2 separate regions of the Mus musculus genome follow, and region 2 is linked to region 1. A link is a loop called in an ENCODE intact Hi-C map of the cell type or tissue named here. Cell type or tissue: heart. All regions are shown on one strand. Links, peaks and the distances in the headings refer to the core of each region. The heading gives the core; the rest is flanking DNA. Region 1 holds the start of n-TWcca2 (a tRNA gene). Region 2 holds the start of Slc25a3 (solute carrier family 25 (mitochondrial carrier, phosphate carrier), member 3).

Evidence for each region. Hi-C counts contacts between places; a loop is a spot of excess contacts. Peaks named below come from ENCODE experiments on the same cell type or tissue, not always from the same donor. Only the 100,000 strongest peaks of a DNase experiment are listed, where the experiment ranks them.
Region 2: a loop joins it to region 1, with 2.2 times the contacts of the local background. A loop is called at or near these places in 1 of 42 quality-filtered maps.

Annotation. Positions count from the first base shown.
Region 1 is chr10:91,179,946-91,196,350 of GRCm38, reverse strand. n-TWcca2 (a tRNA gene) reads left to right here and starts at 14,868; the gene lies at 14,868-14,939. It overlaps n-TDgtc16 (a tRNA gene), which reads left to right and starts at 14,183; the gene lies at 14,183-14,254. It also overlaps a transcript of Tmpo not described here. In heart, for the core only: CTCF peaks have their summits at 8,259 (motif pointing right) and 11,238 (motif pointing right); a DNase peak (open chromatin) is centred at 8,270; H3K4me3 peaks cover 1,271 bases; H3K27ac peaks cover 2,093 bases.
Region 2 is chr10:91,115,983-91,132,387 of GRCm38, reverse strand. It overlaps Slc25a3 (solute carrier family 25 (mitochondrial carrier, phosphate carrier), member 3), which reads left to right and starts at 8,421. Exons shown (of 8, transcript NM_133668.4): 1 at 8,421-8,472; 2 at 8,682-8,830; 3 at 10,345-10,466; 4 at 12,682-12,861; 5 at 13,508-13,689; 6 at 14,172-14,344; 7 at 15,065-15,175; 8 at 15,264-15,814. The coding sequence starts at 8,686. The coding sequence ends at 15,424. It overlaps Gm24119 (a small nucleolar RNA gene), which reads left to right and starts at 13,852; the gene lies at 13,852-14,097. In heart, for the core only: no CTCF peak of the experiment used is centred there; DNase peaks (open chromatin) are centred at 5,597, 7,747 and 8,337; H3K4me3 peaks cover 3,508 bases; H3K27ac peaks cover 3,429 bases.

The DNA of each region.
Region 1 (16,405 bases), core at 3,621-11,620:
TGATAAAGAGAGCTTAGGCCAGTATTGGTGCTTCTTTTTCCCTGTTCTGTATGGGGTCATGTGTGAGTGGGATGTTGCAGAAAGCATCTTGTGACCATGAAGGACTTTTTTAAAATTCCACAAGTACGAGGTGTGGTGGTACACAACTTTAATCCCGGCCGGCACTGAAGAGGCAAAGATAGGATGGATCTCTGAGTTTGAGGCTGGCATGGTCTACAGTGTGAGTAGCCAGAGCGACTTAATGGGAGCCTGCCAACTAAACAAAAAACTTTACAAGAGCCAAAGGAAAAAAAAAAAAAAAACAGTAGAAGAAAGAAAAGAGAACCATCGTTGGATATAAGGCTACTTACCAGCAATCCAAACACCAGGGAGGATCATAGGCTACATGGTAAAACCCTACCTCCAGGGAAAAGAAGAGGAGGTGGGAAAGGAGGAAGAGATTTACTGGAAGGAAGCAGAAACTGTAAAGGAGGGAAGATGCTGCAGATGGCACCCTCTCACGTTCTCCCCAAGAAAAGACAGTATTTTTGTTTCCATAAGATGAGAACCAAATACGATACTGAAAGCAGGATCTAAATGTGAGAATGAGCATATGAAATCTTACAACACGAAAACAGAATTTAAAAATCAAAATAAAGGCGAGGGTAGAAATGTGTAGAAAAGCCATTGAAAGTACAGCATGAAAACCAGGCTAAGACCGATGGATCCCAGCAGGTCCATGGCCAGATAATCTAAACAAAGCAGAGAGCACCAGCTTCAGGTAGGAACCCTGACTCAATAATAAACAAACAAACAAACAAACAAACAAAAAGTGGAAAGCAGTTGAAGAAGACATCTAGCTTTGACCTCTAGCATCTAAACCTCGCGCGCTCATGCGCACGCGCGCACACACACACACACCAAAAGTACACACACATATCCTACAGAACTTGAAAGGAACTGGGAAAAAGCCCCGCTGTCGAGTTGTAGTCCAGAGTCCTCTCTGCCACTGGCACAGCTGCTTGGGCAGGCAGAACGCAGGGAGTTTGACTGTGCTTACTCCATCCCTGGGCGGATGCCCCGCTGTAGGGAAGCACCCGGGGCACTGCTCTGGGGAGTGTAAAAGGGAAGTCTGAGGTGTGGCAAGGGCTGTGAGCAGAGAATGGGGGTGGGGGTGGGGGGGTACAGGCCGGGGATAATGCCTAGGCCATGGCATGGGAAAGCTCCTGCTTGTCTCTCCAGGATAATTGTCCTCATCTTGGTGGCAGCAGGCTTGCTGGCGGTTGTGGCTGGGATCTCAGAGAGGCCTTCTGTTGAAACTAGGCTGCAGCTCTGTAGGCGAAGACTTTCTTCATTGCTCCCCACAGGAAATCTTGATGAAAAGAGGCAGGCCAGCCGGGCGGTGATGGCCCATGCCTTTAGTCCCAGCACTTGGGAGGCAGAGGCAGGCAGATTTCTGAGTTCCAGGCCAGCCTGGTCTACAGAGTGAGTTCCAGGACAGCCAGGGCTACACAGAGAAACCCTGTCTCAAAACCGAAAAAAAAAAAAGAAAAAAAGAAAAGAGGCAGGGCAGGCCATGGTTCTAAACAGTTTATTGTCATGACATAAAATGAATGCATAAAACTATACCCCACTTCTCAGGGTGGGCCTGAGATTACCCTTTGTAGGGAGGAATGTCTGGGAAGGGAAGCTTACTGGCTAAGCCCTCCAGGCCTCTAGAGGCACCTCATTAGAATGGAGAATTCTGTTTTGGGGCCTATGTGGCTGTGGTCACATCTCTTTTCCTATTGTCTTGGTCTGAGATGTTAGGGATGCCTCACCTACATGTGGAAGGGCTTAGGGTGTTGCCCTTATGTGACTGATGGCCACAAATCTCTGTATGGGGTGGGGTGGGGGGGACTGCGGCTAGGTGACAGGGGCCTGGTGCCAGGAGCAAGCGAAGCTCCTACCATCCCTTAGGGTCACCAGGGCTTCCAGCCTTTGGCTCGACCTTACCAGGCTTCCGCTCACAGTCCACCGCCCCACATCCCACACTCTTAGATTTTTTTTACAGATGTCTACTACATGACTCAAGCTTCACACCTGCCCGATGTCAAAGCAGGATATTCTGTATTTCCATGATTCACCCATAAGCCCAACCCCCAACCCCATTTTCCCAAGTGGGACTTTTGTTTTCTCACAGATCTACTGTGATCCAGAGATGTGCTGAACTTATCTTTTATGTAACTGGGTCAGCAGTGGAGCACGCCTTTAATCCCAGCACTCAGGAGGCAGAGGCAGGCAGATATGTGAGGCCAGCCTGGTCTACAGAGCAAGTTCCTGGACAACCAGGGCTACACAGAGAAAACCTATCTCATAAACCAAACAATACAGTAGTTAAGAAGTTCTATAGGTTGTAAATATACAACAGGCTCAAGGAGTAATTATCAAAGAAATCAGGGGTAACACAGAAGAGGGAAAATGTTAGGACCCCAGCAGAGCGCATGGAGAACTTTCAAGATACGGATGCTGCAAATCTGGGTCACCAGGGCAACAAGTACACAAGTGTTCACTTTAACACCAGCCTTGGAGTTCTGCGTACTTCCGATACAATTGCTCGTGTGTGTTATACTCAACAGATTCTTAACAAACGTTAGTGTCTTATAAGATAAGGCTGTAGGTGCTGGCAGAGATGGTTTGGTGGGTGGGAGCATTTGTTGTTTTTCCAAGGGACCCAAGTTTGAATCCCAGCACCCATATCAGGCAGATCGCAACCACCTGAAGCTTCAGCCTCAGAGGATAAGATGACTCTGGTCTCCTCGGGCATCGTGTGCAAGAACACATACCCACATACAGACATAGACACGAAACCAATAAAAATAAAATTATAAAGTAAGGATGTTTAAGGCATGGGTACTGGCTGGTTTTGTGTGTTGACTTAACACAAGCTGGAGTTATCACAGAAAAAGGAGCCTCCCTTGAGGAAATGCCTCCATGAGATCCAGCTAAGGCATTTTCTCAATTAGTGATCAAGGGTGGGAGGGCCCATGGTGGGTGGTGCCATCCCTGGGATGGTAGTCTATAAGAAAGCAATCTGAGCAAGCCAGGCGAAGCAAGCCAGTAAGCAGCACCTCTCCATGGCCTCTGCATCAGCTCCTGCCTCCAAGTTCCTGCCCTGTGTGAGTTCCAGTCCTGACTTCCTTTGGTGATGAACAGCAGTGTGGAAATGTAAGCTGAATGAACCCTTTCCTCCAGCTTGCTTCTTGGTCATGATGTTTGTGCAGGAATAGAAACCCTGACTAAGACGGCATGTAATTACAAATTAAATTTTTCTCCTGGCTTCTTTGCCATTGATGCCATTCTTCTTTTAATTTATTTTCTTTTTAGACACAGAGTTTTTCTGTGTGGAACTCTGGGTAGGGTTCTTTGTCCTAGAACTTGCTCTGTGGACCAGGCTGGCCTCAGACTCCGAGATCTGCCCGCCTCTGCCTCCAGAGTGCTGGAATTAAAGGTGTGCACCACCACCACCACTCAGTTTGAATGATGTTTTTTGCAACCCTTTGGCATGTTAAAAAGTTCCATAATAAGCAGTCTTTGAAAATCTGGAACATGTTAATAGCTTTCCTTAGAGGAGAAAATATGAAATATTTGGTAAGCATTATATTATCACACCAAAATTAACTCAAGATGGAGGGCTAGGGATGTAACCCAGTGATGGAGTATAGGCCCAACACACAAAAAGCCCTAGATATAATCCCCCGCACCACAAATAAATATGTAAATCACTCCAAAAATTCCATACAGATCAAGATTTACAAAAAAAATAAAAATAAACCCTCAAAACTGAAAGTAAAAGAGGAAAATGGGGGAGATCTAGAAGGAAATAGGAAAAGCACTTCTAAGCATGATACAAGATCTTGAAGCTATTTTTTAAAAAGGCTAAATATAAATTCTTTTTTTAACTTCTGCTTAGTAACACCACCAAACACCAACCCCAAACACATGAAAATCTGGTAACTATCTGCATTCCCACAAATTGATAAGAAAAAGGCCAATATTTGCCTCAGAAAAAAAAAATGGGCAAAGGATAAAAATAAACGGTTCTCAGTAAATAAATTGCATATTGCTTTAAAACATGGAAATATGCTCAAACTTCTCTATTATAAGGGAGATGCAAATTAAAACTTCCAGATTGGCACAGAGAGAAATTTTGATAACACCATGTGGATGAAGGTTAGGGAGACAGATGCTCAGACATATTGCTGGTGGGAGTGTAAACCACCTCATCTCCTGTGGGGAACAACTTGACAGAATCTATCTAAGCCTCAAATGTGTGTTTTGGCAGGCACCGTGAGTTGTATACCCCAAAACCATTCCTTCATATTTGTTGTTAACAGAACCCAATTGCTCAGGTGGCAAGGAGCCAGGCACCCAGCAAGGAATCTATATGCATCGATTAGTTCCCAGCGATGAATCTATGTATCGATTAGTTATACTTCTAAAGCATTCACTGAGTGCTAGGCACTGTTCTGTGCTCCGTTGAAGACACCCAAGGAAGGACACCAAAGCCAAGTTTCCTGACAACCCCACCACATACTGGCTGAGGGGTGGACAAACGGTAACAAAGATATTTTGGGATGTATTTCAAATAATAAATGACAAGATAATTTTTTTTCCTCTGGACTGAGGCTTCTGAGAAGGAACTGAGTGAATGCTACTTTAACGAGAACGAGCGACACAGCATTAACTCGGATTAGTACAGACTAGAAAATACGAGTTCTCCTTCATAGTCCTAAAACAACTACCACGTCAGCCCCATCTCCACTGCTGTTATAAACAAGGCCTTCCATTCTAAAACCACTACGCTGCCAGGGAACCCTGGAAGGGAACCCCGTGCCTGAACTTGCTCCGGAGAAAATTCACCCTACAGATAAACACAAAACTATGCTTAACCTCTTTTTAAAAAGAGGAAGGTTGCATTCTGGCCAGAGAAGCGGGTCCTTCATGTATGTATTACGGCTTCTAGTTTGGTGTTTTTATGCGATTCCTGAATGTGGGAATCAGTGGCTCCCTGCGTCTAAATCTGTTTCTTGTGCCTTTTCCTGGGCTGTTTTCCTTCCGTTTTGTTTGTCTGTTTCCGTCCTAGTCTGTTTTACCTTAATATATTTTATTTTAATATCCCTTAGAAACCTGTTTGGTTTTTTTCGTGTTTTGTTTGTTTGTTTGTTTGTTTGTTTACGATTTTTCAAGACAGGGTCTCCCTGTGTAGTCCTGGAAGTCTCTCTGAGTCCTGCTCTGCAAACCAGGCTGGCCTCGAACTCACAGAGATCTGCCTGCCTCTGCCTCCCAAGAGCCTGGTTGTTTTCTACGGAGAGACAGAAAAGGTCGATCTGGATTGGAGGACAGGTGGGGAGGAACCAGGAAGGGGGAGCCATAATCAGGATATAATATGTGAGAGAATAATCTATTTCCAATAAGAGAAAAAAAAATAAATGCAACTATTAAAAAAAATGAAACAAGTTGCAACAAAGTTACTAAATAGATCTAAATCTTTTGAAAAAGAGTAAGGATGTGAACAGTATCCTTCATAAAGCTTGGGTGACTTTGAGATAGTTACACAGTGTTTACGTCTCTGGGTATAGCCCCCCACTACACACATAAAATGATTAAATTATTTTCATTACTCAAAGGAAAAAGTGAATTATACTATACTTAAAAATAACACAGAGCTCCACATCAGGGGTTCTCAACCTCCCTAATATTGTGACCCTTTGATACAGTTCATGTTGTGGTGACCACCAACCGTAAAATTATTTTGTTGCTACTTCATAACTGTAATTTTGCTACTGTTATAAGTCATAATGTAAATATCTGATACTTGGGATATCTAATGTAAAGCTTGGTTTTTGCTTCATTTTCCCCAGTAACAGGCTGACCAAACAAGGAGAAACCTGCCAGACTCTGGATAAGCCTCCTTGCTGCTAAATGGGTGAATTTGGAAAGTTTGCTGGGGCTGGCTTTCCACTCAAGTGCCAACCTTGAAAACGTGTCTTCATTGCCCGCAGAAATTATATTGTGACCACAAAATGACATTTGTAAAAAGGAGACATTGATGGGTTAAAGGTCAAAAGAAGATTGGGGCATGGTGGCACATGCAATCCCAGCACTCGGGAGGCAGAGGCAGGCGGATTTCTGAGTTCGAGGCCAGCCTGGTCTACAAAGTGAGTTCCAGGACAGCCAGGGCTACACAGAGAAACCCTGTCTTGAAAAAAGGTCAAAAGAAGAGCCAGAAGAATAAGAAGCAGCCTCCTGGTTAGTTCTGGTTGGTATCCCACAAACCTGAGTTAACTGCAAGAACAGAATTGCCGTCACCAACTGGCCTGTGGCACCTCTATGGGGCATTTATTTGATGAATGATTGATATGGAAACGGCCCCCATTGTAGGTGGTACCACTCCTGGGTAGGAGGTCTTCGGTTTCATAAGAAAGCAAGCTGAGCAAGCCAGTAAGCAGAACCCCTCCATGGCCCCTGCATCAGCTCCTTCCTTCCGATTCCTGCCATGAACAGACCATAATTTCTAAGCCAAATAAACTCTTAACTTCCCAAGTTGCTTTTGGTCAAGGCGTTTTATCACAGCCACAAAGAAGCAAACTAAGACAAACTATAATCTTCTGAAGACCTTGGTGAACTGCCAAGCCAACCCTGACGTCAGCCGAGAGAGAACCGCAGAGAAAAGTTTTATCTATGTACCTTTTGGGTACTTTTTTAGTTTCATTATGTCTGTGTTGTGTTGCTTATCCAAAGACAACTACGGTGCCACTTAATTACTATAGTCTTACCTACCAAACATTTAAAGCAAAACCTTACCAGCCAGGAGTGATCCCAGCACTCAGTACTCTTTGATCCCAGCACTCAGGAGGCAGATGCAGGCAGATCTCTGTGAATTCGACACTGGCCCGGTCTAGAGAGCAAGTTTCAGGACAGCCAAACTTTAAAAAGCTTTTTAGATGTATTTACTTTTATCTGATAATGTAAGACTCTGGGGAAACTTAGCTTACCCGGCACCCCTCAGTGAACCATGTGGAGCCAGGATCGATTCAAAAAGCAAGAGGAATTTATTGTTCCAGTGCACTGGGGTCATCCCAGACCGGAAGGAGAGGTGCCCCAGCAACAGGTGAGGTTTTCTATGATTTCCAAGGGTAGAATAGAGCATCAGCAACTAGGCACAATATGATTGGTGGGACAGTGCACCCTTTAAACTGATTGGTCTTTAGAGAATGAGGTGAAAAGGACTTCCCTAGTCTGAAAGTGGGCAACAGTCAGTCCTGCCGAATGTGTCCTCACCCGAAGTTCAGTTCCCACCCTGTGGTCTGAGGAATGTTAATTAGCCTCTCGGTTCCAGGGGGGCAAGTGTTTCATGACCTTCCCAAAGTTCCTAAGCTGACCTTTTCAATATGTTGCCTGGTTTGGGCCAGTGTGTATGTCTGTTAGAACTGGAGTACAGACAGTTGTCTGCCACCACGTGGACACAGGGATTGAACCTGGACCTTCTAGAAGAGTAGTCAGTGCTCTTAACCACTAAGCTCTCTATATATATACTCTACCCCTACCCCTACCCTCACCCTCAAGGAAAATTTAAACAAACAAAAGTCAAGAGAAAAAAAAAATCCTGCTTCTATTCCTACTCCAAATGCACAGCTCAGAAATGTTGCTGGCTTTTAAAAACAGGTTGCAGTGAGGATAGTGGTTCGCGACTCTAATCTTTACACTCGGGAGGCACAGGCAGGAGGATCTTGCTAACCTGGTCTACAGAGAGAGTTCTGGGACAGCCAGGGCTACAAGAGAACCAGGTTACACAGAGAAACCCTGTCTGGGAAAAACAAAAAAGCAAATAAATAGAGAAAAAAGAATTGGTAAAAGAGTGATTTACGTTGGATTTTCTAGACTTTCTTGGTTCTAGTACCCATAATCCTTTGCCAAATGCTTTGAGAACTGTGCTGTTTACTGGTAGGTTTTGTTTTGTGTTTAACATTAGTGGAAATCAAACCCAGAGCTGCTTGGCACATCCCAGCTTCTACAGTTCTCCTAAATATCTGCATCACAGGCACTGTTGTTTTTGTTGTTACTGTTGTTGTTGTTGCTGCTGCTGCTGTTCATTTTAATCCGTATCCACACTTCTAAATTCTGTTGGTATGTGATTCATCCAAGATTCCTGACGTTCTCCTCTCCTTGGGCATCTCGGTTGTGTGAAATGGCCGCGATATTTGTGGATTTTATCTGGTTATACTTCGTTGGGACACCAGAGGGCGCAAGGAGACTCGGCTCTTGTTTTTCTTTAAATCTCAAATCCTGCTGGCTGCGGAGAACAAAAGACCGGGAACACTCGGCTTTGAGACAAAGGGACACCGGGAAAAGCCACCCGCCCAGGGTTGGATTCAATTCCTCACTCGCCTTTGCCCCTTCTTTGCCAGGCTGGGGGCTAGAAAAACAGCTTAAGCTGCGCAATAATGAGGAAACAAGAATCAAAGAATCACAGTAGGAAAAAAACAAAACAAAACCAGAGAGCTAAGGAAGGACACCTGAGCTGTTTGTTTTGCCTCATATTAGTAACCTTAAACTCTTCAGCTCAGGATAATAACAGGTATCTAGTAGAAAATTCGGAAATACAGATCGCACTTTTTTTTTTAAATAAGATCTCAAAGAAACCCTGGACAAACGGCTGAGGTGCCTATTAACATATCAAAGCGGATGCTGGCCGCCTGGTTCTTCCCAGTATCTCTCAGCATCTTTGCTACCTGTTGCAGAGGCCTGGCCTTGCTCTTCTCAGCATTTCTCACCCCTATCCCGGACCCTAAAACCCCTCCAGCACCTGAGCTTCGCTTGCTTCCCTTCTGCTAGCTCCTCTTCCCTATATAACTCAAGACATTTTCGTGCCCTCTTGGTATACTTGGCTCTCTTGGCTCCTGGTACTCTCTCCTGCTCTGTCTCTCTCCTCTCTTTCACTCCCTCTCTCGTTCTTCTCCCTTCTCATGCGTCTCATAATGCGGTCCACTCTGCTGACCCAATTCAGTCCAGACACTTTCAGATACCTCCGGCAGTGCTCTCTCTCCTACCTACAATAAACCTACCTCCACAGCCATACTTGGAAGTAGTCATGTCTTCCCCGCCCCCTCCCCCTTCTTTTTTTCTTTTTTTAATTCAACATTATTCGTCTTTTTCTTTTCTTTCCCGCCCCTTCACCCGCTTTGAGACAGCGTTTCTCTGTGTAGCCCTGTCTGACCTAGAATTTTCAATGTACAAGCAGCTAAAGGTGCGCACCACCACCCGCCTTCCAGATCCGCACATTCTAACAGATTACTTTCTTCCCTTTCAACTTCTCTCGGTATTTATAAATGCATAAAGAGTAAAGCTGCGTGGTATTTTCTGACTACTTTATGGGATTTTGCTTGGTTGTTTATCTTTGTCTGATGGACTCTCCTTTTGTAGCCAAGGCGTCCTGAAAACTCAGACGAGTCTCCTGCCTCAGCCTCTGAGATGCTGGGATTAAAGATGTGAGCCACCACACCAGGCTGATCATGGGTAAACTCTTCTGACAACACTTTGCTGATAAAAGAGAACAAAATCTCAAAAATGCTACAGACAGCTTTTTTTTTTTTCCTTAGACCCTTTTGTTATTGCTTGCTTGCTTACTTGGTTGGTTTTGTTTTTTCCTACTTTTGCTTTGCTTTTAAAAGAAACAAAGAGCACCGGGCGTGCGCCTTTAATCCTAGCATTTGGGAGGCAGAAGCAGGCGGATTTCTGAGTTTGAGGCCAGCCTGGTCTACAGAGTGAGTCCCAGGACAGCCAGAGCTACACAGAGAAACCCTGTCTCGAAAAACAAAAAAATAAAAAATAAAATAAACAAAGTGCAAAGTAGAAGTTATTCTATCCCACCTCCACATACCCAAAATGAATTTGTATTTCCCAACAACTTGAAAACTGACACCACCACTACCACCCCAATCTGTCAGGGGAGAGAGCATGAGTCCCCAGAGTGTGGTAGTAGAGGGTAGAGTGATTGATTTGACTGATTGATTGATTGCTTGATTTAGGTCAGGGTGGGCATCAGGTTTGGGTTGGCTTTGCCTTAAGACTGGACACAAGACAAGAAACGATCAGATCCCCAGAACTAGAGTTACAGACAGTTATGAGCCACTGTGTAGGCTCTGTGAATAGAACCCAGGCCCCTACCCTCTTAACTCCCCATCCCCATGTCCTGAATAAACTCTATTCTATACTATACAAAAAAAAAAGATAAATATATAAACCATCATGTTATATTGCGATGTTAGTTTTTACTGTCAACCTAACACAAATCTAGAGTTATCTGGGAAGAGGGATTCCCAGTTGAAAATTTACCTTGATCAGCTTGTCCTATGGCCCTGAGGAGGAGAGATTTAGGTTAATAATTGATGTGGGAGGGCCTGGCCTACTGTAGGTGGCAACATCCCTAGGAAGGTGGGCCAGTGATGTAGAACCAGCTATGCAGGGAGGCAGAAAGCAATCCAGAAAGCAGTATTTATTCATCCTCGGTTTGTGCTTTAGAGCCTGCCACCAGGTCCTGCCTTGAGCTCCTGCCCTGATTCCCTCAATGAGGAACAATCATTTGGACATGTGAGATAAAACAAGGCCCCCTTCACTGCATTGGTCTTTATCAAAGTGTTTTATCACAGCAAATCTGTCGCAAAACTCCCTACAGTCTCCTCTCAACCCCTTCCACCTTTTGCCTCTTTTCTCTTGTCTATCTTTGCTTCTTTGTCTTTTTTGGCCCAATCTCACTATGCCCCAGGCTTGAAATCTTCCTGCCTCCTGCCTAGGAGTACAGGCTTGCACCACCAAAGCTGCCTCAGAGACTCTAAATCAGCAGTCGGAGCACGCCATTCTCTGCTCACAATTCTGTGAAACCAGCCTTTGATCCCAGAACGAGAGGTGAGGGAAAGAGCAGATGGATTGTAGGTTCAAGACCAGCCTGCTCGACACAGTGAGTTCCAGGACAGCCAGGGCTATGTAGAGAAACCCTGTCTCCAAAAAGTAATTAGTTAACTTCAAAAGCCTCTAATGGCATTTCACTCAGGATGAAAGCCCAAATCCTAGGATGGTTTCTTCAAAGACCCACATGCCCTTGAATCAGTCATATTAACAAGACACACTTAGCTTTTTCACTTTTGTGCAAATAATCACTTTTTTTCTTTAAGATTTATTTATTATATGTGAGTACACTGTAGCTGTCTTCAGATGCACCAGAAGAGGGCGTCAGATCTCATTACCGATGGTTGTGAGCCACCATGTGGTTGCTGGGATTTGAAGTCAGGACTTTCAGAAGAGCAGTCAGTGCTCTTAACCGCTGAGCCATCTCGCCAGCCCAATAATCACTTTTTAAAAGCTCTTTCATTTTCCATTCCATTCGATTTCATACATACATATATAGCATACTTTGGTATTGTCTCCCTCTATTATCCTGTCAAATCCCTACTTTCTTTCTTTCTCTCTTCTTCTCTTTCTTTCTTTCTTCCCCCATTTACACTCCAACACCACCTGCATATTGATTTAGGGTTTGCATAAGCATGGGTGGAGGGCTATTAACTCAGAGAACCCCCGCCCCCATGGCTATACCACTGAGGAATATGAATCTCCTTCCCAGACAGGTGGGGCCTTATGAGCCCCTCCCTGATCCATGATGGAACACAGGCAGCCTCAGTCTGTACCAGCTACATGCGGGTAGTCACAGATGCTGTGAGTTCATCTCCCATCTAAACACAGCATTTCATGACAATCCCCACATCCTCTTCCTCCATGTTCTGGGACGCTCCCCGAGTCTTGGGAAATATTCATATCTTCCTGTTGTCAAGATGTTTGTCTTTTTTTAAAAAACTGTGTGTGTGTGTGTGTGTGTGTGTGTGTGTGTGTAGGGGCATGTCGATTATGAGCTACCCGATGTGGATGCTGGGAAGCAAACTTGGGTCCTTGCTACAGAAATGCGTGCTCTTAACCAGAGTCATTTCTCCAGCCCCAGTACTCCCTTCTTAACCAAGCTTACCTCCATCAATCACACCTATTTAACTAGCCACTCTCTAACTCTATTACTTTCAATTTCTGTTCTTACTGATGTCTAACATGTTGTTATATTGTTTACTGTTTGTCTGTCTGACAGTACAATATAAGCACCATAAGAACAGAATTCAGCCAGGCGTGGTGGTGCATGCCTTTAATCCCAGCACTTGGGAGGCAGAGGCAGGCAGATCTCTGAGTTCGTGGCCAGCCTGGTCTACAGAGTGAGTCCAGGACAGCCAAGGCTACACAGAGAAACCCTATCTCGGAAAAAAAGAAAAAAGCTGGCTGACTAAGCCAGGAAGCAGCATTCTTCCATGGCCTCTGCATCAGTTCTTGCCCTGTTTGAGTCCCTGTCCTGACTTCCTTGTTGATGGACTGCAATATGGAAGTCTTTCCTCCCCAATTTGCTTTTCATCATGGTGTTCCATCGAAGCAATAGAAACCCTAAGACAGTCACTCTGCATAAGGTTCTCTTTCAGCCCTAGTCACCTCTGCTGAGATGAGCATGAGTCCTCTTGTGAGACATGATTACTAACTCTCCAAAATTTGAAGCTTCCAGAATCAAGTGCCATTATGCTATCTGCCCGCACAGAGCACTGAGTGTCCTCTGTCCTGCCAGTTGGCATTTGTAACCTGCGCCTTCTCCCAATGCTGACAGTAAGGAATCTCCCACACCCTGTTCAGGTTAATAATTACCAGCTTTCCCTTTCCATTTTAGGAAGAGAGACAGCAGGTGGTGAGTTGCATGCTCTCTGATCCGAGCTGACTCAGGCTCCTGCTTAGCAGGCCCCAGGGAGTAAGCAGTAACATATGTGTCGGAACACAGGCATAGCTTTGGCAGAGACAGGGTGAAAGCAGGCAGTGGGTGCCTCTTCTCCCATATACAGAGCAGGGCAAACAGGTGATTCATCTGACCTGGGTTCCAGCTTCCCTGTAGCTCTGCCAACTAAAAGACCTAGGGCAAGTCCTTTAAAACTCTCCCAGAAAAGGGCATCACCATAGTTACCACGGGGCCTTTTGGACCTCAGAAGTGTTATTGGAGATTAAGAAGTGGACAGAAGCTACAGGATGGGGGGGAGGGGGGGAGGAAGCAATTTTTGGAGGAAATTTAATAGAGTTAGAGGTGGAAGGAAAAAAGGCCAAAACATACCCCTGAAATTATCATTTCTGTCTATATTAAATAACCCTGGCACCCGATGTTTTTTAGATTACTATGTAACTTACGATCTATAAAAATGCAATAGTTCTTAACACACTGCAAGAATAGGACCCCTTGAGATACACGAGTGAAAGTTCTAATACTGATATTGGAACTGGCTAGCTGGCTCCTACTATAACATAACATAAGGTCTCCCAGGGCATCTAATACAATGTCTGGTACATTGTACGTTCCAAGTATCTCCTGAATCCTTGTCACCCATGTGTGTTTACCTATGGCTGTGTAAATGCTCTTGGTGACAAAGTTAAAACGTTTGTTGTCCTTGTTCCTCCCGGAGGTGGTGGTGGTGGGGGGGAATAGCTCGATCTTATTCATCCTATTCATGAAATGGCTTAGTATATCACGTGTGTTCCTGTTGGTTCTGTTGCTGTATTTTCCACAGCTCTACGTTAATAGATGGCACATCTTTTCTCTTTAAATTCTTTAAATGCAGTATTAGCCATTTAAAGCTTGCTTCTGTTCTTTTTTTAAGTTGTAGACGGGGATATAAGAAAAGTGAAGCGGTCAGTAAATTCAAGAGCACAGATCCTTTTGTGTCATGAACGCTGACGAATCCTTTGAAGGCACTCAGAGTTTCGGAACATCTCTGACCGCACTAGAGAGCTGGCACCTTCACTTGAGCTCCAACTTAAGACGAATGTGTGAGGATCTCAATTCTTTTGCCCTTTGTCACGATCAACTCAAACACAAAAGACTGAAACATTTGGAAAGCTTAGAGTTCTGCTAAGATATTTTCACGTAGTTCATTAACGTTGACTTGGAAGTGTAGTTTGTTCTACAGAGACAGAACCAGAGACATACAACAGCCCATTCCAAGAAGTCCAATTTTGAATCCTCAATCCCCGAGAACTTGGAACCCATGGGGGAGGGGAGAGAAACCTTATCTAATACCTGGAAGAGCTCTTCCCCCACAGCTCCTCGTTAGTATAGTGGTTAGTATCCCCGCCTGTCACGCGGGAGACCGGGGTTCAATTCCCCGACGGGGAGGTTGTGAATTTTTGCTGTCGGCTGGTATCCACGACTTGCTATCTCTGTCAAAAGTGGTCAGGAATCCTTTGTAAACTAAAACCTGCGTCTTTTTCAAAACGATTTCTTTTACGTTTCAACGCCCCCTGTGAGACGAAAACTTGTCTCTTCGAGAGAAAACGCCTAGTGCTTTTGGCTCTGGCAGCGCGGACGCTTGGCGGGGACAAACCCTGGTGATTCGAGCGCCATTTGGCACGGGCCCGCGCGTGCGCAGTGGAATCCCGCCAGATTACAAAGGGAGGTCGCCAGCTCGGCGCGCAGATCGCGTGGGGGAGGGGAGAGGGCGTCTCCGCCCCTAACGGGCGGGGGCGGGACGAACGGAGCGGAAGTGGCTGCCGGAAAGGCGAGGAAGAGCGGGTTTCCTTCGACTCGGCTGAGCGGCTTAGACGGGAACTAGTCTCCCGCCTCCGCAGGTTACCTCCCAACCTAGACGGAGAGCGACAGTCGGGTGCGGAGTGAACCCGCTCCGGTTACGCCAGCTCCCGAGTGACAGGCAGGAAATAGGTGCAGCAGGCAGCCTTTAACCGCCATGTTTTCGGACTCCTAAGAAACCGCGCGAGGCAGAGCCCAGCAGGACCTCGTGGCGCAACGGTAGCGCGTCTGACTCCAGATCAGAAGGCTGCGTGTTCGAATCACGTCGGGGTCATAGTTTTTCGTATTTTTTTTCTTTTTAAATTCACTAGTCTAATGTGAACCGAGATGTGTTCCCGCCACTTTTAAAAAATGCTTTTCGTGCTCTAAAGCTTCCTTCAAAAGTTACCGTACTACTTTAATTGCTGAAAAATAAGGCTTACCAAACATTGTAGCGTCTGAAGGCTAGCTTTAGGCCTTGTAAAGTGAAGTGGTTTGTTTTGTGTGTGTGTGTACACAATGCCTTCAGAACTGGTCTTTCTGCTCTGCCTTAGGCTTCTGAACCCGTTGTGATTTTTCATAGCAATCATACAATAGTTGGGGTACAGACTTTAATACACACAAAAAAACCTTATTTGCCTTTTGAAAACAAGGTCCCATACAATTTATAAAACCGGTTTTGAGCAGCAGAAAACAGTTATATTTTAAGCCACTGGGTGCCAAATGTTGGCGTAAGTGCGGTGAGAGAAACATAAATTGGAATGGAGTTACAGAACAGAGAACAGCTCTGCCCTGGGTCAAGATAGCACGTCACGAGGTGATTCTATCTGCATCAAAAAGGTGAGATTTTTGTTCAAATGAAATATGTCCGGTTTAAGCTAAGATAAAGAAATATTGTGACTCTAGGTGCAAAATGGGAGAAAGGTTAAACACTGAATTGTATATTCAAAAACTTGGTATTGGAGCCCTGACCCACGCCCATCCCCATCTTCTAACTGGGAGTGTGGCCGTTAGGAGACAGGGCTTTTACAGAGTTGATTAAGTCAAACTGAGGTTATTAGATGGAATCCTAATGCAGTCTGACTGGCGGCGTGCTTTTGGACAGGTCTAGGACGTGCGCGCAGAAAGTTGCTCAGCTAGAACAAGAAGGCAGCCACCCTCTAATGAAAACAGTGTTGCCTACTTCTACAGAGAAAGGGAAAGGGCTGGGGAGGTAAATGAGAGGCAGGTCAGACAGGACCTTGTGTCCTTCTGATTCATTCTGAGGGAAATGCAGAGCTCTTACCAGAATTCAAGGCTTTGATTCACGACTTTGACCAGATCACAAAGAACATAAAACATGGCCTGGACTTTTTCTGGACTGCACCCTGAGAATAAGAGAAGATAAAGCTGGAGGTCTGGTTTACCATACAAGTTAAGAGGACTGAATAAAGCCCAGAATAGCAAAATACCATCTAGGCCATAAAGTAGCAGTGTTCTGTTTTCTGTTGTGGTTGTGTTGCTGTAATAAAACGCTCTGACTGAAAGCAATTTGGGGAAGGAAAGGGTTTATTTCAACTTACAACTTACAGTCAGTGATTGGGGAAAATCAGGGCAGGAACTCAAGGGAGGAACTTGAAGCAAAACTACAGAGAAACGCTGCTTGCTGGAGTCCTCAGGTTCATGCTTAGATTTCTTACACAGCCCAGGACCACCTGCCTAGGGAATGGAACCACCAACAGTGGGCCTGGGCTGCCCTCAATCCCTTACCAAGGTAGTTCA
Region 2 (16,405 bases), core at 4,924-12,923, 65 kb after region 1:
GCACGTGCTGCGATTTCCAGGTTCTTGTCCTAGAACAAAGAATTGGCCCAAAGATGCATGGATAGTGGCAGAAATACAGACCATTTACTAAGAAAGAGAAAAAATGCTCTTGAGAACAGAAGTGGGTCAGACAGCTAGGATGTTTAGAAGCACTTGTCAGCACAAGAGCTGTGAGACCCTCTGTCTTAGGATCTCCATTGCTGTGAAGAAACACCACGATATGGCAACTCTTTTTTTTTTTTTTTTTTTGGTTTTTCGAGACAGGGTTTCTCTGTATAGCCCCGGCTGTCCTGGAACTCACTCTGTAGACCAGGCTGGCCTCGAACTCAAGAGATCCACCTGCCTCTGCCTCCCGAGTGCTGGGATTAAAGGCGTGCGCCACCACACCCGGCTATGGCAACTCTTATAAAGGAAAATATTTCATTGGAGCTGACTTACAGTTCAGAGGTTTAGTCCAATCTTGTCATGGAGGGAAGCATGGCAGCATGCAGCTGGAGAAGGAGCTGTGAGTTCTACATCTTGATCTGCATGCAGGCAGCAGCAGGAGACTGTATTACATTGGGTGTAGCTTGAGTGGAGGAGACTTCAAAGCCTGTCCCCATAGCAACAAATTCCTCCAACAAAGCCACACCTACTCCAGCAAGTTCACACCTCCTAATAGTGCAATGACCTAAGGGCCAAGCATACAAACACATGAATCTATGGGAGCCATTCCTATTCAAACCACCACACCCTTTATGGGTCACTTGCAAGTCCCAGCCTTTGAATGTGGATATTGTAGCTTTTCTTGCTCTTCTTCTTACGTGTAGCCATAATGAGGGCTCCAGGCTTCCTATTATTTGGCTTTTATTATATGTTTTTGTTTGTTTGTTTGGTTGGTTGGTTGGTTTTGGCTTTTTCAGACAGGGTTTCTCTGTGTAGCCCTGGCTGTCCTAGAACTCACTTTGTAGAACTCAGAAATCTGCCTGCCTCTGTCTCCCAAGTGCTGGGATTAAAGGCGTGTGCCACCTCACCCGGCTTTATCATGTTTATCTTTTCGTCTTTCTCTCTCTGCCGCATTCTTCTACCACATAACCACCTCAAGGATCATGTCTTCGTCAATGTTCTGTTGCTGTGAAGAGACACCATTGGAACCCTAATAAATCATTTAGTTAAGGCTGGCTTACCAATTCAGGGGTTTAGTCTATTATCAGCATGGCAGCATACAGGAGACATGGTGCTGGAGCAGGAGCTGAGAGTTCTACATCAAGATCCAAAGCCAAGAGAGACAACCACTGGGCCTGGCTTAAGGTTCTAAAACTCCAAAGCTCCCACCACACTTTCCTCCAGCAAGGCCACGCCTAATCCCTCTCAAGTACTTGTACTCCCTAGTGAGCAAGCATTCAAATATACCAGCCTCTTGGGGCCATTCCTATTGAAAACACCACAGGTTCCCCTCCCCCTTTTTAGTCACAGTCTCTCTGTGTAGTCCTGGAACGCAAGCTGTAGGTCAGGCTAGCCTCGAACTCACTAAGATCATACAGTCTCTACCTCCTGAGTGCTGTGATTAAAGGCATTCACCACCAAAGCCCAGCCTAGGTCTCCATCCATTAATACCATTGCCTTGGGGGGTCAAATTACAACATGCAAAATATGAAGGCACAGATACTTCCTTAAGGGAGATCCTACTATATAGCCCAAAATTTCTGCTATAAAGTTTTTACTTCGTAATGGTAATTTCTTGATTTTCTTTTCTTTCTTTTTTTTTGGGGGGAGGGGCGTGTTTCCGAGACAGGGTTTCTCTGTATAGCCCTGGCTGTCCTGGAACACACTTTGTAGACCAGGCTGGCCTCGAACCCAGAAATCTGCCTGCCTCTGCCTCCCAAATGCTGGGATTAAAGGCGTGCGCCACCACACCCGGCTCAAAGAGTTATTTATATGAGTGCACTGTAGCTGTCTTCAGACACACCAGAAGAGGGCATCAGATCTCATTACAGATGGTTTTGAGCCACCATGTGGTTGCTGGGAATTGAACTCAGGACCTTTGGAAGAGTAGTCAGTCTTAACCACTGAGCCATCTCTCCAGCCCCAATTTCTTGATTTTTCAATTTGCATGGGATTACCTATGGGATACACCATTTTAAGAATCTTTGAGGGTGTGGCTGGAGAGATGGCTCAGTGGTTAAGAGCACTGACTGCTCTTCTGAAGGTTCTGAGTTCAAATACCAGCAACCACATGGTAGCTCACAACCATCTGTTAAGAGATCTGACTCCCTATTTTGGAGTGTCTGAAGACAGCTACAGTATACGTACATATAATAAATAATTAAAAAAAAAAAGAATCTTTGAGGCTACGTACCTCCTAGAAGGATGAACTGGATAAAGGAAACCATCCCACAGAATAGACAGCAACTTCTAGCAGGAGCGAGATAAAAAGAGGGCTGAGGGGAAAACAGTGCTGTTTTTGCCTAACCTCTGCCATTACCTGCTGGTGAGTGCATCCACTCTATTGCTGCTGCTGCTGCCGCCACCACTGCCACCATCCATCACTGACATGGTAACCTAGTTTCCTTGGGTTTCAATTGATGAATGAACAGAAATTCTCCAGGAATTGTCCAGTTCCTTCAGTGCCAGACTGGGATTGTTGAGGCATCCAGTCTCAGTGCACAAACTGAGCAAGCTACTGGGATACACAGCCATTGTTGGCCTTCCCAGCCCGTGCATTGTAAGCCAATCTAAAGTTGCCTTTGTAAAATATATTTATTCTGGGCTGGAGAGATGGCTCAATAGTTAAGAGCATTGACTGCACTTCTAGAGGTCCTGCGTTCAATTTCCAGCAACCACATGGTGGCTCATAACCATCTGTAATGGGATCTGATGCCCTCTTCTGATGTGTCTGAAAACAGCTACAGTGTACTCACATACTTAAAAGAAAGAAAGAAAGAAACAAACAAACAAACAAATAAATTTTAAAACAAAAAAGAAATCCTCCATTTAAAAATATGTAATTTTTTTTTTTTCGAGACAGGGTTTCTCTGTATAGCCCTGGCTGTCCTGGAACTCACTTTGTAGACCAGGCTGGCCTCTAACTCAAAAGTCCGCCTGCCTCTGCCTCCCGAAAATTATAATTAAAAAATATTTATTCTGTTGGTTCTGTTGTAGTAGATAACTAGGCTAATGCACACCTGGTGCTTCCCAAATTGACCTGTATTCCTTTACTAGTTTGGCTATTCAATGAAGAAGAGGGGGGAAAAAAACCATCCAAACATATTATCAGATGCTATCTCTAGATTGGCATCAATTCCTTAGAGACCCACAAAGCCATGGAGATAACCAGCCTCAAGGGAGACTTTGGAAGTCTGGAATCAGTAGTCTATGGTTGAAGTCTGTCTCACCCCACTAACCTTGTGGTATTTCTCCAGTTCTAAAATGCACATTTGGAATGTGTGAACTCAGCATTGGCACAGTCGCCACACTGAGACTCTGGTCTGTGGGACATGGGATATTATCATATGAAAGAGCCAGAGGAAGTTTCTAGAAATCCTGAAATATTAAGCCAAAGCAATGCCACATTCCTGCAGATATCAGGAGATTAATGCCATGGTCAAGGACTTTTTATTTACTTTTGAGATAAAATTTCTTTGTGTTGCCCTGGTTTTCCTGGAGCTCACTCTGTAGACCATACTGGCCTTGAACTCAGAGATCTGTCTGTCTCTGTCTCCAGAGTGCTAGGATTAAAGATGTGCACCTGGGGCTGGAGAGATGGCTTAGTGGTTAAGAGCACTGACTGCTCTTCCAAAGGTCCTGAGTTCAAATCCCAGCAACCTTGTGGTGGCTCACAACTATCCATAATGAGATCTGACGCTCTCTCCTGGCGTGTTTGAAGAACAGCTACAGTGTACTTACATAAAAATAGTAAATAAATCTTTAAAAAAAAAAAAAGATGTGCACCTGGATAAGAACTTTTTAAAAAGGGTTATCTATCTGTAATTTTTTGTAGATAGTGCTTTTTATGCATGATGTAAGTGCACTCTGTGCATGTTTGATGATTACAAAGTCCAGAAGAGAGCACCAGATCCCAGGAACTGAAGTTACTGATGGTTGTAAGACCCCCCCCATGTGGGGGGGCTGGTGAGATGGCTCAGTGGGTAAGAGCACCCGACTGCTCTTCCGAAGGTCAGGAGTTCAAATCCCAGCAACCACATGGTGGCTCACAACCGTAACGAGATCTGACTCCCTCTTCTGGAGTGTCTGAAGACAGCTACAGTGTACTTACATATATATATTAAAAAAAAAGACCCCATGTGGGTACAAGGAACTGAACTTGGGCCCTCTGTAAGAGCAGCTAGTGATTTTAACCACTAAGTCATCTAATCTATCCACTTCAAGGACTTCAAAGATGCAGGGATAGCCAAGCCTGGCAGCACATGCCTTAAATCCCAGCATTCTAGAGGCTGGGGCAGGTCAATCTCTGCTGAGGCCAGCCTGGCCTACATAATGAGTTTCAGGACTCTCAAGACTACATAGTAAGACCTTGTCTCAAAATACAAAGCAAAAGAACAACAAAACACTAAAGATTCGGGGCTGATGACTCTTACCATGTCCTGTTCAGCTGGACTGTGTTCTGTGGATTACTATAAAGTTAATTGTGTATTCTTTGGTGTTCTGGTTTGCAGATATTAAAATGGTGAATGCTTTTTCCTTCTTCCTGCTAGGAAGGACCTTTAAAAACCCTGTACTTTCACCCTGTAGAGCTAGCTAGCTACGTCATCTTATCACCATCTCTCCTCAGAGCTAATCACTCTCCAGCTGTGTATTATTGTCCTCAATGACCTTGACTACTTCCTCCTTATGGTGACATATTTGTGTGTGATGTGCGTGAGTGTGTGTGTGTGTGTGCAGAAATCAGAGGACAACTTTGTAGACTTGTTTTTTTTTCCTTTCATCTTTCTATGCATTGTGGGAGTTGAACTTGAGCCTTCTGACTTGCACAGTAAGCACCTTTACTTGCTGAGCTATCAAACCAGCCCTGTAACTTCTAGTCGCCTCTTTGGTAAAGCTGCAACTATATTTCCCAGATTTCCTTTCCCTATGTGGTTCTGATCTGAGGTTAAGTATAAGAAAAACCTGTATAGCACTTGGGAAGCAGGAGTGAAACAGCAGCCTTTACCACATGAAGGTCACCTTGTTGACGGAACAGATCAACACACAGCTCTCTCAGCTAGCCCTGGATCTTATCCACCAGCTTCAGGGCCAGATGCGTACGTAGCGACAAGGTGAAGGGCACCAGCTTTATCTGGTGTTGGGAGTAGGGGGCAGAGGTAGGAGTAGATTAGAAAGTAGTTACTATACAATAGGGATCACGTAATAAATCTTCAAAACTTGCTTGTCTACAGGAGATCAAATTATGTGGATGAGGCAGGCAAGTGAGGGCTTAAGACAAAGAGGTGTTTGGGTACTTAGTTATCTGTCATTGCTTTGCTTCCTATATTCTCTTTTGATGAACACGTCCTGAGACTTTTGCCACTCTGGAAGGAAAGAGTGTCACAGGGCTGGAGAGGACTGGACAAGGTTGCTAGGAGACGGCAGGGACTCTGTGACCTTTCTTTGGCCAGTGGAAATTGTTTGTCTGTTAACTCCATCTCGCTGGAAAGCCAGCTCTCAACATACACTACGTCCCACCTGTGTGTCAGGACTTCAGTGAGGTTGCTGTCACATCTGTGGAGAGCCGGACACCACACATCTGTTTAATGGTAGAACTTGTTTGGCCAGCAATCCACCACTCATGAAGAAATAAGTTCTTTCAATGTCCCTTTGAGACCTTTTTAATAAGTAAATGAAAATTTCATCTGTGTTTTCTTTCTTTCTTTCTTTTTTTTTGTTTGTTTGTTTTGGTTTGGTTTGTTTTGGTTTTTTGAGACAGGGTTTCTCTGTATAGCCCTGGCTGTCCCGGAACTCACTTTGTAGACCAGGCTGGCCTCAAACTCAGAAATCTGCCTGCTTCTGCCTCTCAAGTGCTGGGATTAAAGGCATGCGCTACCACTGCCCGGCTCATCTGTGTTTTCTATGTGTATCTTCCTCAGACTTGAAATTTTTATATGTGTGGTTGGGCCTTACTTATAAGGTCCAACTTTTCCTTAATATATACCCACCTATAATTTTAGGTGTTAGCATGTTATATGGAGAAGTTTAGGAGGTTGTTAAAATGACTCAGCAAGTGAAGGTATTTGCCACCAAGCAGTACATGCCGAAGTTTTATCCCCAGGATCCATATGGTAGAGGGAGAAATTCAACTGGAAGCTGTTTCTTTTTTTTTTTTTTTTTAAAGATTTATTTATTATATGTAAGTACATTGTAGCTGTCTTCAGACACTCCAGAAGAGGGAGTCAGATCTCGTTAAGGATGGTTGTGAGCCACCATGTGGTTGCTGGGATTTGAACTCTGGACCTTTGGAAGAGCAGTCAGGTGCTCTTACCCACTGAGCCATCTCACCAGCCCTGGAAGCTGTTTCTTAACCTCTATATGTACACGTGTGTGTGTGTGTGTGTGTGTGTGTGTGTACGTGTGTGTACGCACAAACACAATAATAATAAATAATACTTTGAGAAATGAGAGTTTTAATATTTTGCCTAGATAGTATTTTAAAAACGTATTTTAGAAATTTATTTTGTGTGTGTGTGGTAGGTGTATGTGAACCATGGCAGACACATAGAGATCAGACAATGACTTTTGGGATTCTATGGGCCTGGGGAATGCAGTTTGGCTTCGTAGACTTGGTACAGGCACCTTTCTCTGAGTTATCTCAATGCTCACATCCTTTTCCTATTTTGGTGCTGGGAATTGAACTCACTGCCCCTTGTATCACCAGGCTATGTCTCTAGCCCTGAGATGGTTTGAATGAGAAATGCCCCTGTAGTTAGTCCCTGGTACTAGGTCCCTTGGTAGAGCCCTTTGGGGGAGGTTTGTGGCATTGCTGGAAGCATTATGTACCTGGGGGCCTACTGGCATGTCTGCTGTTTGCTGTCATGCCTCCCCACCATGATGGACTCTTATCCCTCTGGAGGTGTAAGCCAAAATGATGTTTTATCATAGCAGCAGAAATATGGCTAATTTAAACCTCTTCAGTTTTTTATGAAAAATGTTTTATAAATTTCATCTTTAAAGGTTTTTTAAAAAATGGTGGTGGTGGTGGTGGTGGTGGTGGTGGTGGTCTGTGTGTGTGTGTGTGTGTGTGCATGAGTGCAGGTGCCTATAGAGGCCAGAAGATGGTGTCAGATCCCCTGGAGCTAGAATCAAGGTGGGTACTAGGAATCAAGTACCAGACCTCTGAAAGATGTTTTGTAAACATTTTTTTTTTTTTTACATCTTCTTGATGTTTCATAAACTCTAAAAGTATTTCTTCTATCCAGGACCAATTACATAATTTGAAGGACCTAGGGCAAAATGAATGAAAATGTCTTTTGTTTGTAAATGTTAAGAATTTTTAAAGGACACAGCAGAGCACTGACTGCAGAGGTAGACTTAGTATAACTACAATAGTCAATACAGGAGCCAGCTCTAGTGGTGTCTTGGGTTAGATAAAAAGGCTTAATAAAGATGAGATAAACGTCCCAGGAAAATGTTAAACGCAAGAATTACAACAGGTTTGATTGCTTCTAAACTCTCCCTCGTGGAACTTGGCCCCCGCTTGTTGACATCAGAGTGATGATGATCTTGTAAATGTCTGAAGTACACACAGTCCTGTCTTACACGCACACAGTTCATCGGTTACTTTCATGTCAGCGCATGCCTGTGCCTCCAGGAACGAAGCCTTGACTGACTGTTCTCAGGGGCCATGGACATTCTGTGAGGCAGAAGCAGTTTTATGTATTGTATGAGTTCTTCCTGTATATCCTTTCCACCAGAACTTGGTGGAAAATTTAGACATGCCTATGTCAAAAGTCAGTGTGATGGAATTTTTTTCTGAAAAGTCCGATGATGGCAGGAATTCCGATCAAAGATCTTGTAGTGATATCCTAGCTTCCATACCTGAATAACGTATCACTTAAGCATTCATGTCTTTAAAAGTTTATGCCCGCAATCACTTAAAGACATGTAAAAATTCCTGGCGCCAAGGAGAAAACACCGGAAGGTGAAGGGACAGAGTGAGTAGGTCACCTGCCCGTCCAAGGCCAAGACTACACTTTAAAAAAAAAAGGGGAGTGGGGGAGGAGGGCGCTTTGGATCTGCGCCTGCGCAGTAGGAATCCTCCTGCGCACTAGCAGGGCCGGAAGGGCTGGGGTTGGACGTGGGCGGGGATAGGGTTGCTAGGAGGACGCGATGACGTCCAGGTTCTGCGCTCCTCTCCGCAAATGAGAGGCGCGTGGCGCAGTGACGCTCTGCGTGCGTCACGGTGACGCCGCGCGAAGGGCACGGATCTTCGGGCCGGGAGGACATTCGGCCTCTGTGAGCCGCAACCTTGCCCAGCGAGCGGTTGGGTGTTCGCCATCTTAGGCAAGTGAGCGCGACCGGGCCTCGCCGCGGCGCGGAGCCTTGAGTCCCTTGTGGCCGCCGCCTTGGCCGTGGGCCCGGCCGGGCTTGGCGTCCCTGGGGAAGAAGCTGTGACCTCCTCAAGGGCGCAGAGCCGGGCATGTCTCGCGGGGCTCCGGTGACATTGCCCGGCGCCGGGTCTCTCTCACCTCCGCCCTCTGTCTCCCCCGCAGGAGGATGTTCTCGTCCGTAGCGCACCTGGCGCGGGCGAACCCCTTCAACGCGCCACACCTGCAGCTGGTGCACGATGGCCTGTCGGGTCCCCGCAGTCCCCCAGCTCCGCCCCGGCGTTCCCGCCACCTGGCCGCCGCCGCCGTGGAAGGTGAGGTCGCACCCTGCCCTGTGGGAGCGCTGGTTACATGCTGCCCCCCTGCTCTGCCTCCCGAGTCCTGGGCAGGAACTGGAGGTCGGGGAAGGACGCTTCAGCCCTGGACCCGAGGACCGGTCTCTCGCTGACCCTGGGATGGCAACTCTGACACCCTAGGCCGCTGTCGGATCCTTGGCCCTCCCTCAAGGGCGTGGAAGGGCCCAGGCCCAGCGCCACTCAGTGACCTCCGTGTCCCGAAGGGAGTAGAGGCAGAGAGGTGGTAACCAACTTCTTTATCTTCCCCCGTGAGCCCGCTTGGTCAGCCAAGTATACTGGGTAAAATCTCTTTTTAACCACTAGCCAGACACAGTTGCAACTCCATAACGTTTATTTGACTTGCCTTTTTAAAAATTACCTGGAAAACTCTCCTTTGATCTCCTTTCCCAAGTTTTATCTTTTCATTTAATTGTATATGAGGTAATGGGGTTGGGAATCTCTTCCTTTTGTGCTACTGGTTGGTGAAGGAGGTGACTTGCAGATTATATGAGGTGTGCATTCCTTTGAGTTTATGTTTTTGGGATTTGAGCTGGGTGACTCAATAACTGTATGTTTTAAATCCTAGTGGAACATAAGTACAAGAGAAACCCGAAAGCTGAATTATAGGCCTCAAGAGAAACGTTACCTACATTGTGTGTGTAAAACAGAAGTCCCCACCCACACCCCAGTCATTCATGTGCTTCATGCGTCTTAAACGTGATTAGAAAACTCCTTTTCACTATCTCCTATCGTTTTCCTCTGATTTCAAAAGCTAAAGCAAATCTTTGTATGTTTTTGACTGCAGGAACTAGGTATGACTTACTTAGTTCATAAGTGAGTAGTTGGTTAATAGCTGGAGCAAACGTTAAAGTTAGCAAGCTTTGCACATGTTAAGTGCTCTTTTTGATTTTGGGCTGTCCTTGGAGGGTGCTCTTAGTAACTGCCTTTAGTTGAAATTACCAATGCAGGAAGTTTTAGAAAATAGTATCTCACAGATACTAATAATTTTAGTGATCTGATTTGACAGTGACTTTCATGTCATTTACATTATATGAGAACTCATCTTTCTACCTAGTTGTGGCTGGTGGCTAAAGCTGCATACTAGTGATAGTACTATACCAAAAGGAAATAGTTTTTTTTTTTCCTTCCCCTCGACTTCCTTAGTCTCTGAAGAAATAATTGATCTTTTTTCTTCAATCAAACAGAGCAGTATAGCTGTGAATATGGATCTGGCAGATTCTTTCTCCTCTGTGGCCTCGGAGGAATTATTAGCTGTGGCACAACACATACAGCATTGGTTCCTCTAGATCTCATTAAATGCAGAATGCAGGTTTGTGTTGCATGCTGGACTAAAACGTTCTGTTGAAACGTGAGTTGTAAGATATAGACTGCTACTAACAAGCTGTGTGGAAACCTAATTGCCCAGGAGGTAAGTTGATGCACACTAATACGAGTCCATATTAAAATGCACGGTGTGTCTTGTCTTATTACAGAGTACAGTTGTGAATTTGGCTCCATGAAGTATTATGCACTGTGTGGCTTTGGTGGGGTCTTAAGTTGTGGGCTGACACACACTGCTGTTGTTCCCCTGGACTTAGTAAAGTGCCGCATGCAGGTTTGTATTGTTGGCATGAGTGGTTTTATTTATATTTTATTATTTGCTATGATAACATTTTGATTATGTAAGTTATATATGTTATGTGGGTGGGTAGGTGTGGAAATAAATAGACCACTTTTGGGAGTTCTTTACTTAAACCATAGGGAACCCAAGCATAGCACTCAGGTTGACAGGTTTGACAGGCAAGTGTCTGATACTGACCCGCTGTGTCTTGTGTATGTGATTTACCTTACTAATGCAAAGTTGTTTTAAACTAAAGTACAATTATATTACTTCTTATCCCTTTGCTCCCAACAACCCCTCCCATACCTCCACCTCCCACTCTCTCAAATCGATGGTCTCATTTCTTATTATTGTTACATAGGAATTATGCTGGAATCAAGGTCTTAGTATGTGTGCTAGGAGTGCCCTCTACCACTGAGCTACATTTCTAGCTTTGTTTAGTTTTCAAAAGATTTCTACTTCATGTGTAAGGGTGCTTTGCCTGCATGTATGTTTGTGCATCACATGCCTAGTGTCCAAAGAAGAGGGCATCTGCTTCACTAGAAACCGAGTTATAGATGATTGTGAGCCATTATGTGGGTGCTGGGAATCGAACCCAGAACCTCTAGAAGAGCAGCTACTGCTTTTAACTGCTGAGCCATCCCTTCTGCTCCAATTCTGAGCTTTTTGTTTTGTTTTTTCGAGACAGGGTTTCTCTGTATAGCCCTGGCTGTCCTGGAACTCTGTAGACCAGGCCGGCCTTGAACTCAGAAATCCGCCTGCCTCTGCCTCCTGAGTGCTGGGATTAAAGGCGTTCGCCACCACGCTCAGGTTAATTGTTCTGCTCTTACTATAAGTGGATCTTAACTGCTGGCATTCAGTTCTGGCCAGAGGTCTTTTTCAAAGCCTACTAATTCAAGACCCCCAAGTAGTCACTGTATAAGTATTTTTTGTATCAAAGTGGTCAGTCAGTCTTGTGTTATCTCATGTGAACTAACTTCCTGTCCCTAAATATTGAGGCAAAGAACATGTTTATTTCTCAGAAAAGTTCTTGTTGTCTTTATAGGGAAAGTGAGCACTGCCTCTTTTGTGTTTTTATAATTTGAATATCATAATAATTGAAAAAAAGTAATGAAACATTAAAAATTTATTTGTCCCAAACAGGATTAGAAGTCTCCTTACCTAAAAGAGAAAGGAAGTTGAAATATTAGGAGGGAGAGAGGAAGGTGATGTATACCAGCCCTTCTAGTACCGGCAGAGAGTGAGATAAGCTCCCTTACCCACAGTGTTGTTAAACAAATAGATACCAAGTGTAAGTCCTGAAACATGCGTGTCTTTTGGAGTAAATTTAATTTCTGAAGTAAAAGTGATTCTGTACCTCAGAGGAGATGCTGTACCTCTTACAATTGTGTCTAGTTGGGTTATCTGATGTTCACAGTGGTTCGTAGTGCAGTATCATCTACGTAAAGGACTCCGGGATCAGGAATACATACTTATATCTTAAGAGCAATTTTCTTTTTGGAATTACATAGTTTTTTACTGTCCAAGAATTATTATAATTTAAAGGAAGTTAGACCTTGATATAGAAACAGTCCTAAATAGAGCCTGGGAGTGATGGCTCATGCCTGCAGTCTAGCCTCTGGGAGGCAGAGGCAGGAAGATCACTGTGAGTTGGAGACTAGCCTGGACTCCTCCCAGTTTGCCTGGGAAGATTGTTCAGTCTGTAGAGTGTTTGTTATGTAAGCCTGAAGAACTTAGGTGAGACCCTCAGGCACCTGTGTGAAAAGTCGGGCATGGTCATGCACCTGTAACCTGTATAATCCTAGCACTGCCAAGGCGGATAGAGAGGGTCCCCGGAGGTCGCTGGCCAGCTAGGCTGGTAGAGACAGGAACAGTGGTAGAAGAGATTCCAAAGTAAAGGGCAGTTCCCAACATTGACCTCTGGCCTCCACATACATGCTCACAGAAGCATATACACAGGAATATACCACACAAAAAATTTAAAAACATAGGTGTTTAGCTTATATTAAGCTAAGAACTTTCATATACCTTTTGTAGTTAAATTTTAAAACAAAAAAGCACAGTAGTAGAATAAAGTTTTTGTGAAAGGTGTTAGATATTCTTAAATCTTAATTTATAAAACTCATTATAAATAACTTGGCAAATAAAAAAAAACACAACTAAATTAACATAGCTAATTCTTTTATATTGACATTTTCCCATTTTAAAGGTGGACCCTCAGAAGTACAAAGGCATATTTAATGGATTCTCCATTACACTGAAAGAAGATGGCGTTCGTGGTTTGGCTAAAGGATGGGCCCCAACTTTGATTGGCTATTCCATGCAAGGGCTCTGCAAATTCGGCTTTTATGAAGTCTTCAAAGCCTTATATAGCAACATACTTGGTGAGGTATGTGATTTTACTTTGACATTTAGTGTCCCAAGTGTTTGAGAAAGATGTTATGCTTTTTGTTGGGCTTACCTTGTTTTATGGCTGAAGAAATGGCCCTAGAAAGAGTGCAGCATGTCTCAATTCATAAGGCATATTTAGCAATAGCAAAGACAGGATGAAAAGCAAAGTGTATTTCATAAGATTCTAGCTTCTCAATGTACTATGTTATTTCTAAGTAAGTATGGGTGGTGTGTGTGTTAGTGTAAGAGAAGAGTCTGGGGTTTCTCTTATGTAGTATAGGATTACTGTATGTGTCCCATCTATATTCAGAGTATATACCTTGTATTAGTTATGAGGTTGAGAGACAATATAAACTTAATTCTGACACAGTGTTATTCATGGACTGTGTAATAAGAGTAGTTCAGACAAGTCAGGCAGGGTATAATGTGCATCTGTTTCCTAGCATTTGGGTATATTGTGATTTTTGTAGCCAGATTGTCCCATATAACAAGGCTAGACTAGGATAGACTGATGAAGTTAGATCTTAAACCAGAAAGGGGGAGAGGAGTAATTTTAGAGTCTCTGAAATCACATTGTCATAGAAAGTTAGATTGAGATGGCCACGTGACAGCGGTTTATATCTGTTCTGTATATTGTCTTTTAGGAAAACACCTACCTGTGGCGCACATCACTGTATTTAGCTTCTTCTGCCAGTGCTGAATTCTTCGCTGACATTGCCCTGGCTCCTATGGAAGCTGCTAAAGTTCGAATTCAAACCCAGCCTGGTTATGCCAACACCTTGAGGGAAGCTGTTCCCAAAATGTATAAAGAGGAAGGCTTAAATGCGTAAGTGCGTATTCTCCTAAAACGAGTCACTGGGGAGAACCTAAAATCAAGTCCTGTCTGTCTGTCTGTCTGAAAATGATACTTGTCTAAGTATCTATTGACTCAGGAGGATGGGCTTGTTAGGACATTTCTGCTATACACAGTTTGCATGTTTCAGATGCCAACATGCTTCCTTAGATCCACCTTTGTGGATGGGTCTTGGACTGAGTTCTACCTGTAAACTTCTTGTTTCTTGTGGTTCCAGTCCAAGAAACGTCCAGCAACTTTGTTGGTTGTATAGTCGAAGGTGCTTGAGTCATTGGCATGTGAGACTAATATACCTGCATGCTAGTCTTCAGGTTCTGATGGAAGTGACATGCGTGATGCTGTCATGTGTTACTGTCAGGACTCGACTGGTGTGCGGACACGTCTGTGGATGGTGAAAGAAAATCTCTGCTAAATCAGTTTAGGCACCTGTTTAAGTTAGTGTGCTAATTTCCTAGGTTCTACAAGGGCGTTGCTCCTCTGTGGATGAGACAGATCCCGTACACCATGATGAAGTTCGCCTGCTTTGAACGTACTGTTGAAGCTTTGTACAAATTTGTGGTTCCTAAGCCCCGAAGTGAATGTACAAAGGCAGAGCAGCTGGTTGTGACATTTGTGGCAGGTTACATAGGTATGACCTGTCTGTCCATGTATATATCTACCTTCAGGGTCTCACTTTATAACCCTGGCTGTCTTAGAACTTACTATGTAGGCCAGGATCCACTTGCCTCTGTCTCCCAAGTTAGGGGATTGGAGGTATGTATCACTACACCCTGGCTGGTATGAATTATTATTTTTTTAATATTTTTTATTATTACGTATTTTCCTCAATTACATTTAGAATGCTATCCCAAAAGTACCCCATACCCTCCCCCCCTGGTATGAATTATTTAGAACACATCATGAAATTATATGCAAATTATATCACTTCCATTGTTGGCCCCTTTGTGAAGGAAAATTTCCAAAGATTTGGGAGCACTTTTATCTGCCTGTTTTTATGTTCTGCCAGATTCTACATACTCTTAATTATTTCCAAAAAATCTTTTTCTATAGTTACCATTATTATTATTCATGTTACTGTCATGCTTGAAAATGCATCTGTAACTCCACTTCCAGGAGATATGGCTCCCTTTTCTGATCTTTGGGCATACAAGGCATGCATGTGGTGCACATACATGCATGCAGGGAAGACACTCATGCATATAGAGTGAGTGAATCTAAATGTAAATGTTTTGGATAATAAGCTAAAGCCAGTGTGGTGGTACATGCTCGTAATCCTAGCACTGGGAGGCTGAGGAAGGAGTTCTACTTGGAGGTATCTTGATTTTTTTTTCCCTTCCCTTTCCCCCAGCTGGAGTCTTCTGTGCGATCGTCTCCCACCCTGCTGACTCTGTGGTCTCTGTGCTGAATAAAGAGAAAGGCAGCACCGCGTCTCAGGTCCTGCAGAGGCTGGGCTTCAGAGGTGAGTCAGGCTCCCCTGAGACAGCAGCTCACTGTGCGCGTGGGGAGGTAGGTGGCGCTCGGGCACTCATGTCTCCTCTCTGAACCAGGTGTGTGGAAGGGGCTCTTCGCCCGAATCATCATGATTGGCACTCTGACTGCACTACAGTGGTTCATCTACGACTCTGTGAAGGTCTACTTCAGGCTCCCTCGCCCTCCTCCCCCTGAGATGCCAGAGTCTCTGAAGAAGAAGCTTGGGTTAACTGAGTAGATACATCAAAGTAACATGGACTGAATCTGCTTGTTGATCAGTGTTGAAAGTGCAAAGGAACTTTTATATATTTGACAGTGTAGGAAATGTCTGTTCCTGATATAATTACTGTAGTACCCTTGCTTAAAGCAAGAGTTTCAAACTTAATGCTAAATAAACCCATCTATTCCTGATGTCTATGAGTTTGTTATTTTAAAAACTAGTATTGAAAAAAGATTTAGTCCTAAAACAAAAAGAATAATTAAGGTATTCACCCCAGGAAAAAAGTGTAAACTAAGTAAACCATTGGTGCTATTCCTAAATTGTCCCCTCACTTAAGAAACTCCTGTGTTTAGGAAATAGTCTTGGGTTTTCAAAAACATGGTTTATTAAATATGGATAAACACTGAATTGTAGTTTTATTTTTTTGACAAGCTAATTTTAGTATAGCAAATTTTTGTCTCATGTTCACTTTTTAATGCTAGTGGGCCTATTGGTCTGTGTTTGTAAAAGGGCACCCAGATTAGGCTCATTCTTAAAATGATAGTTAAGGACCAAAGCAGGATTGCTAAAAAGACTAAGGTGACCTACTTTTCACACAACCAGACTGGATGGAATGTCAGCAGTTTGCAGTTTTGTTTTTATTTATTTAGTTTTTTATGGGAAAGGCTGCTAGACAACTGAGCGAAGCTGGAGATGCAGCCTCAGGCATACTCCTGAGGTTTAGCCCAGCTTTTAAAGCTGCACAGATGTTCAGGTTCCTGCTTGTTTATTCAGAAATACAAAGGCCCAGTTTATGTTTCCTGATTTTTGCCTTCAAGTTCTTGCTATTTGGAGAGAGCTAACAATCTCTACATAAGATACACATATAATGTGTGTGTGTGTGTGCGCGCGCGCGCGCGTGTGTGTGTATAAGGGGAGGGTGTCGGGTAATCCAAGAATTCAGGTGATCCTCCTGCCTCAGCTTCCTGGGATTATAGATAAGAGCCACTACAGCTTGTT